2 separate regions of the Homo sapiens genome follow, and region 2 is linked to region 1. The links are chromatin contacts, found by Hi-C or POLR2A ChIA-PET in ENCODE. All regions are on one chromosome and are shown on one strand. The core of a region is the stretch at or near the end of the contact, and the rest is flanking DNA. Distances in the headings are between cores, read along the strand shown.

Region 1 (3,882 bases), core at 606-3,105:
TATAAAAATGTGTGTGTGTGCTTCCCAGAGAAGAGAAAATGGGATATTTTATTTCCTTTGATAGTCAAGTTGTCTCTTGAGAACAGAATTTTGTAGGAAAAAGGATGAGTTGCTGACTTTTGAAAACGTGTCTATGAAGAGTATGAGACGGTTTGTTTCACAAGTGGGCTCTGTACTTTTTATTATTTGATTTGAGCAAATGCTTTGCACAAAACTGATACTCAACAGATATTTGTTGAAAAGAATTGTGCCTGCTTTGCTTGATATGCTGAAGTAGAAGGAAGTCCCTGCTCTATGCTGGAATGGGAGATTGGAGGGTTGAAGACTGTCCTGCAACAAAGACTGGGCAGATGGGTAGGGCATCTGGTTAAACCTAAAAGCCAATTTTTGTCAATACAGTACAACCTCCATAGATCTTTCAGGGAGTAATTCCAAATCAGGAGTGCCTTAGACCAAAAATGTGACCTCTGTGTTTCTATAACTATGTTAATGTGACCTGTAAAACAGTTCACTTCTCAACAAGTCAGCTTCCTCATATTTAAAATGAGAAGTTGTCTTGAGTTTCTAAAGATGTTTAGGCTGCATTGTCTTGGGCCTGCTCAGGATTTTGACCTCTGAGATAAAAGCTGGATTTAAAAAGCCAATCCAAGCCAAACACCTGGCATTATTAGCATTGTTATTCCATCAGATCTGTTTGTTTGATAAAGAAGCTGGGGGTGGAATTGGTGGTGCCTTAAATACCCTAGCTTGGTGCAGAGGTAAGATACTCTGTCTGGGCACGGTGGCTCATGCCTGTAATCCCAGCACTTCGAGAAGCCAAGGCAGGCAGGTCGTGAGGTCAAGAGATCGAGACCATCCTGGCCAACATGGTGAAACCCCGTCTCTACTAAAATTACAAAAATTAGCTGGGCGTGGTGGCACGCGCCTGTAGTCCCAACTACTCGAGAGGCTGAGGCAGGAGAATCACTTGAACCCGGGACGCAGAGGTTGCAGTGAGCCAAGATCATGCCACTGCACTCCAGCCTGGGCCACAGGGTGAGACTCCGCCTCAAAAAAAAAAAAAAAAAAAAAAAGATTCTCCTTAAATATCATTGCAGCCTGACAGCCTGACATACGTCGGGAGCTCAGTAGACAATCAAACAAAAATTCCCTGAATACCAGAAGATTTGGCTGTTTGGGGTTGAGTGGAAGCTGCCTTGGGAGTTAAGATGGGCTGTAGCTTTTCAGAGGCAATTTGTCAGGAGGACTCATGTCCACATCATATTCTTCGTAATGTGTGCCTCATACCAAATACGTACAATCCCTCCAACCCCCGCCATTTTTTTAAGAGACAGAGTCTCACTATGTTGCCCAGGCTGGCCTAATATTCCTGGGTCAAGCGATCCTCCTGCCTTAGCTACCCAAGTAGCTGGGACTACAGGCACACGAGACACCAGCTACCAGAATCTCTTTTTGATGAGGATGGATTTATGGCAGATAGATAGGTTTTTGTTTGTTTCAAACAAAACTAGATGTCACCTTCCCCTTTCACCCTTTGTTCTCACCTTCTTGTCTCCCTCTTGCAGGCCCCACACATTGATTTTAATTTTCAACACTTAGCACCTGACTTAGTGATCTAAGATCACTGACTCAGAAAACAGGAAAGGTCAGTCTGCCTAACACCTCACCCAGCGTCCTGGGATTAGCATCCAAAACAAACAGATCAGAGATGGGATGCAGACTCCCAAGAGATGATTCCCACATGTGAGAAAGCCCAGGAGAAGCGGATGGCGGATGGCGTTTCTCAAGCTCGCTGACGTCACTCAAGTTCATGATCCAAGGCTTCACCCTACTGGGGTTGGGGGGTTGGGTTCTACTGGAAGAGTGAAGCTGGTGGATTAAGAAAAGTGGTGGTAGGGAGAGGGAGGGAAAGGAGTTCTTTCTGCTAGTCAAAGGAGAAACCAAATAAAATGAATGAAGTCCAAGAAAAATACAACTCTATTGTTTTGGGGGCATAAGAGGCTGGCTTGGAGGCTTCATTGAGTAATTCGAGTCACACCCTTTCTCTGTGGGCCTGAAGGAATGTTGGCTGTTTCTCTGCAGCCCAGGTGGGAGGTGGGTAGACAGGTCTATGGAGATGAGAATTTCTTGGAGCTGTTAACTCTCTGAACATCCCCACGGCCTTGCAAGCTGGGAGGCTGGGACACAAAGAAGCAGGAATGCAGTGCTGAATCAAGGCCAAGGAGCAGCGGCCATGGGAGGGGACGGCGGGAAGAGAAAAAGGCGGAAGAAACCTAGAAAACAGGGAAGGAAGTGACCCTGTTCTTTTTCTCCTCTTCTGAACAGGGGCTTCTCTGTCCTCAAGAGCCCCTTGGCTCCCTTTCATTAAGCCATAGGGCGGATACCCAGGGAGAGGTGGCGTGTCTGGGTCGGGGTTGTGATGGGAAGCAGGAAGCACCAGTCATTTCACAAGAAGGCTTGACATTGGAGAGGGAGCCAGCAAAAACTGGCAGACCCCCAAGGTGGGGTAGGAAAGTCTGGCCTAGCGTGAAGAACACTTGGCTCCACAGAGTTCTGTGGGTTTGTTAAAAAACAGGGCAGTCCACAAAGTTGTGCTGCCAGCCCACCGAAAACATCCCTTTCTCTCCTCATCCTTGATTGTTTCTCTGCAATGACACATCTACCTCTGGTGGTGAACTTCCACAGCCCAAAGGAGGATTAATGTGACCAGATGTCTTGCCAGGATTGTCCGTCCCAATAGGAAGTCCTTAATTATAATTGTCAAGAATGTATGTGGGCTCCTGGTGGATCCTACTACCTTATCTCATCCCTCTTCGCCTTTCACCCTTTCTTCTCTTTAGATTTCAGCAAGAATCATATTTGTGTACGTATAGCTCTGGAATTGCCTGTAACTCTCCTTTGGGGAGAGTTTCACTGTTGGATCAGTCAGTATTCTGTTCCTTCTGTAGCTGTTTGTCCCTTTCCTGGACTGGGAATCTTTTTCCCAAACTCTAGCCTCAATACTCCCCAAATTCCAGCTTGTATTCTTTAACTATTAATGGTGAAGATGCAGGATATACCTCTTCGTTCTTATTCTGGATACACAATTTATCCGACTCATAAAGTGTCCTGTCTTGGTGTATCTGAAACTTCATCCCCGTGAGAAAGATGATGTTGTTAGGGAGCTTTCAATTTTTTTTTCCCCAAAACACTTGTTCTACAGTTGGATTTGTTTTGGTTCCAAGGTCTCTGGACTTAATGCTAATGGAAATTATTACTGATCTAATGCACAGTAGCACTCTGGATTCCGAACTCCTGGGCTCTCTCTTTCTTTTGACCAACTTGGTCTGCGACTTTAGAAAAGCTATGCCACGTTCTCTGTGCTTCAGTTCTACCTCTTGCTCGAAGAAAGTTCCTCATCAAGATTCAGTGTCTGCTCGCCCTTTCTTTGTCCTTTTCCAAGGCCAGGATACTTACTGTAAAGACCTTCGACAGGCTTCCTTGTGGGAGAGTTTGTTTAGAGTGAGTTTGGAGGAGCTTAGGATGAAGGAGGGGTTGGAGGCAGTCAAGAGCTTTTTGGGCTGAAAGATGGTAGTCCATTTGCTTTTAAGGAAACCATACCTCACCCTAGAGAAGAGCTAATCATCTATGGGGCACCAGCCCCAGAATCTTTAGGGTTTAGAATTTGTATGGCAACCACTGTGGAAAATATCTTTGAAGTGAACAGAAGAGGGATGAACCAGTCTGGAAATATTTTCACCATGCCAATAGCCATGTTTACAGTAGAGCATATGGACAGAGTTTAGAGTTGATATATTTCCATCACTTAAAAAAAAAGATGATCCATCCAATAAAGCTTTACCTTAGTGCTTGTGTCTGAATTCTGTTTATCTGATATGACGT
Region 2 (3,882 bases), core at 696-3,195, 410 kb before region 1:
GGACCAGTTTCAAGAGAGTGTTTAATACACAACCCTGCAGACTCTCACAGACCTTTCTGGGTAACACTTACTTCATTGCACTTTTAAAAATGAAAACGAAAGAAAATGCAGCTTAGCCGACTCACAGTAATCAGGGCTGACAGATGTCACTCAGAATTTTATTATTTAAAGCCACAATGATTTTCCAAATAACCTAAAAATATATAATCCAACCTCAAAATAGTGTCCTGTAACAGAGGCCAGGGAACCCTATAGGAAATGAAGTCAATATCTTGGCACCTCTTGCTTGCTGGTTCCGGGGCTTTGAACACTTTTATGTCCTCTGAGAAATACAGGAACATGGAACCATATCAAGTTGCTTAGTGAGGCCTCCAAGGTCTCAGAGAGCTGGGGGTGTCTCGGGTGCTTCTCCTGGGACCTAAGCCAGCGTGACACTTCTTCTGGTCCCAACAGCGTTTCCTCCTCATTCTATGAGAGCATGGGTGGAGATATAATAGCCTTCACGTATTTTAAAAATCAAGCATCTTCCTGTCAATAGGTTGTTCTGCTATATTCAGAAGATCACATTCTGAATCTGGCCACGTGGGTGTTAAAGATAGTTGCATAAGGAAGCTAAAGTTTATTGAGTAGATACTAACATCCAGACACTGTGCTAAACCCTCATTTATTCCTTATAATTATTTATTAAATACAGATGCTTCTCTACTAACAATGGGATCACGTCTTGATACCCATCATAAGATGAAAATATTGTAAGTCAAAAATGCAGTTAAGACACTGCTCTTACCAAACACTATAGCTTAGCCTAATGTACCTTAAACATTAGTAGAACACTTACTTTAGCCTACAGTTGGGCAAATCATGTAACACAAAGCCTGTTTTATAATAAAATCTTTTATTTTTTTTTTTGAGGCGGGGTTTCTCTCTTGTCATCCAGGTTGGAGTGCAATGGCACGATCTCAGCTCACTGCAACCTCCGTCTTCTGGGTTCAAGTGAGTCTCCTGCCTCAGCTTCCTGAGTAGCTGGGACTACAGGCATGCGCCACTATGCCCAGCTAATTTTTTTTATTTTTTTATTTTTTTATTTTTAGCAGAGACAGGGTTTCACCATTTTGGTCAGGCTTGTCTCGAACTCCTGACCTCAGGCGATCTGCCTGCCTCGGCCTCCCAAAGTGCTGGGATTACAGGTATGAACCACCTCCCGGCCTATAATAAAATCTTGAATATGTTATATGATTTATTGAATTTTTTTTAGTATCTTCAAAGTGAAAAACAGAATTGTTGTATGGGTACTTGAAGTGTGGTTTCGGCTGAATTTGTTTTGCTCTCACGCCATCATAAAGTAGGAAAATTGTATGTTGGGGACTATCTGCATTATTTATACTTATATCAATGACATTAACAGATAATTAATAGTGATGTATGAATTAAAGAAGCTTGTGAAATTTACTGCCCCATTTTACAGATGAGGAAGTTGAGGCCCCGAGAGACTAAGGAACTTGCCCAGTGTATGAGAGCTAAGAGATGGCAGAACACGTTGGGTTTGCATCTGGGTGGGTGGATAGGGGTTTGGGAGCTGGCATGAATTTCATTGCTGGCTAAAGATCCTGAGCCAGCAGTCCCCGGGCCAGCGGGTGGGACCAGCAAGGCTGTCTTCCTAGGACTGAGGATTGGAGAACTGGTCTGCCTCAACGTGGGAGGGAAGAGGGGACACTTTGCGCTTGGTGCCCATGCCCCACCCTTTCCGAGGAGCTGTCAGATGCTAGGCCCTGTGATCCCAGGTGGAGGCCCAGCAAGGTACCCGCTGCAAGTTATCTTTCCAGATCGGTCTCCAGGAAGCATCTCCGTGTGGCTTCCGAGCTGGGGGAGCTGCAGGCCGGGCTGCCAGCATCTGACTGGCTGTTATTTGGTTTTCTCTGACTAGATCTTTGTTTCTGTGAAACCCTTAGCTGCTGAGGCTCTCGTGCTGCAGCTTAATCGGCGCTGCATGGAGTGCTAGCCTGGTTAAGTAAACACCGTTGGAATATTACCTGTCTGTTAACCTGTCAAAATTGCTTTACAGCCCCCTTTTATCTTCCCCCCGACGGAATTTCCCCTGGAGTTTTCTGCCTCCTCTCTGGTTCCTTTCCTCGCCTGCCCTCCTTCTCCTGCAAAGCTTCCCCACCCCCGGAGTCATTAAATATTGTCAGAGTTCCGCCTCTTATGGCTGCCTTGTTTGCTCAGTTCAGATAAATTGTTGTTGACTCTGTGATGCAGACCAAGGGCACTGGGCTCCCAGCCCCAAGGAAGGAAGCATGAGGTCTGCCAGGTGGGAAGAGGCGAGGGGTCTGGGGGAGGATGCATGGGCGGGGGCCCTGCCTCCCTGGCTGCACCTCGCTCCCCCTGGTCGCCTCAGAAGGAGCCAGTGCTCTGTCCGGCCTCACCGTCTCGCAGGCCTTCTTCCTTCCCTGCTTGCCGGCACCACCCTCTCTCTAAACAATGAGTTTATGAATTTGAGGGTCTTAGGGGAACATCCAGTTCTAACCCTCACAGCCCTTAGAGGCTAAGCCCCGACTCCGTGTTTCGGTTTTAGGCTTGGACTGAATGAGTTCTAGGATTCTTTGGAGATTCCACCTTAAAAAAACTGTGGTAAAATACATATAACAATATAACATCATTTACCGTTTTAACCAACTTAAAGTATACGGTTCAGTGACATGAAAGCATTTACAGTGTTGTGCAACCATCACCACTATTTGTATTCAGAACTTTTTTCCAAGTCCTTTAAAAATCTTTATTGAATGAAAATTGGTATGCATAAATTGTACATTGTTTAATACACACATTTTGAAGAGTCTGGACGTATGCATACACCACCCCAAAAGGAAAGCCTGCGCTCATTAGGCGGTCATTTCTCCATTCTCCCTTCCCTCCAGCCCCTGCCAAACATTAGTCTACTTTCTGGCTCTATGGATTTGCCTATTCTGAATATTCTACATAAACAGAACCTCACAATATGTGGCCTTTCGTGTCTGGCTTCTTTCACAGAGCATAATAGCTTCAAGGTTCTGGAGATCCACTTTTGTCTTCTACTTAGAGGGTGGAGACTGATCTAAGGAACGGTGGGTGACCGCTGGAGACCTGTGGGGAGGTCTTAACTTATTTCTGGCAGTAGTTCCTTGTTCTTGGCAGCCTTGAGCCTCTGATCTCTCCAGCAGTGGCCTGGTACCTGGAGAATTTCTGCTGCATATTTGGGGAGGTCATTTTGACTTTCACTGAAACCGCCAGGCCCTCCCTCTTCCCTGGGCCTCTGCCACCTCCCTGATCCAGTCAGATGCTTCTGTCCTGCCATCTCTGGGTCAGAAATCTGACAACTCATGGAAACAGTTCATCTTTGGGCACTTGGGCTCAGCACACTGGGTAGAAAAGCCTCTCACTTTTAATCAGAGAGCCGGATGACAAAATTAGGGGTGTGTGTTTTGGGGTTAGCTGGGGGTTTGAGTCTCAGCTCTGCCATCACCTAGCTAGGTATCCTCAGTGCTCCCACCTATCAAATAGAAGTGGCCGTGCCCATCTTTTAGGACTATGATGATTGAATGCACTGATAACTTTAAGTTACTTTGTGTAGTGCCTGGTGTTTAGGATGTATACGGTAATTGGTGATTGTTAATGAAATCTAGGTTAAAAAGATAATCAGTGCAGTACCCCATCCTCCTACCACCCTATCAACGTTTGCCATTCTAGAGTTTTTAGCAACTTTTAGAAACCACACAGGGCTTTAGTGCATCTTGTCACTAGATGGATTTGCTAGTTTTCAGGATTCTAGAAGGCTCCAAACTCAGATCATGGTTTGGTCCGTGACAAGGAGAAAACCTTGGTTATATGCAAGACCGTAACAAAATT

What was found. A loop is a pair of places that touch in the nucleus more often than their neighbours do. ChIA-PET counts read pairs that join two places held with the same protein, here RNA polymerase II (POLR2A). Pooled maps may share reads with other maps.
Region 2: a map of right cardiac atrium shows a loop between it and region 1 (4-fold over the local background). The contact joins two enhancer-like sites. A Hi-C loop is called at or near these places in 10 of 168 maps with a recorded cell type or tissue (adrenal gland, heart left ventricle, heart right ventricle and 3 more) and 4 of 50 pooled maps. POLR2A ChIA-PET finds 5 or more read pairs at or near these places in 3 of 52 experiments (GM12878, HepG2 and K562).

The regions. Positions count from the first base shown.
Region 1 is chr17:72,102,929-72,106,810 of GRCh38, reverse strand. The region is part of intron 2 of SOX9-AS1 (SOX9 antisense RNA 1); the gene reads left to right. Among named protein-coding and RNA genes, the nearest start is that of SOX9-AS1, 11 kb to the left of the region's middle. RefSeq lists enhancers at 1-521, 1,454-2,712 and a cis regulatory region at 1,982-1,984. Within about 2 kb of position 1,855, at least 4 of the 41 ENCODE cell types and tissues checked have a DNase peak (open chromatin) inside an H3K27ac peak, as active enhancers do.
Region 2 is chr17:72,517,359-72,521,240 of GRCh38, reverse strand. The region is part of intron 1 of LINC00673 (long intergenic non-protein coding RNA 673); the gene reads left to right. Among named protein-coding and RNA genes, the nearest start is that of LINC00673, 74 kb to the left of the region's middle. RefSeq lists an enhancer at 3,836-3,882. Within about 2 kb of position 1,945, at least 10 of the 41 ENCODE cell types and tissues checked have a DNase peak (open chromatin) inside an H3K27ac peak, as active enhancers do.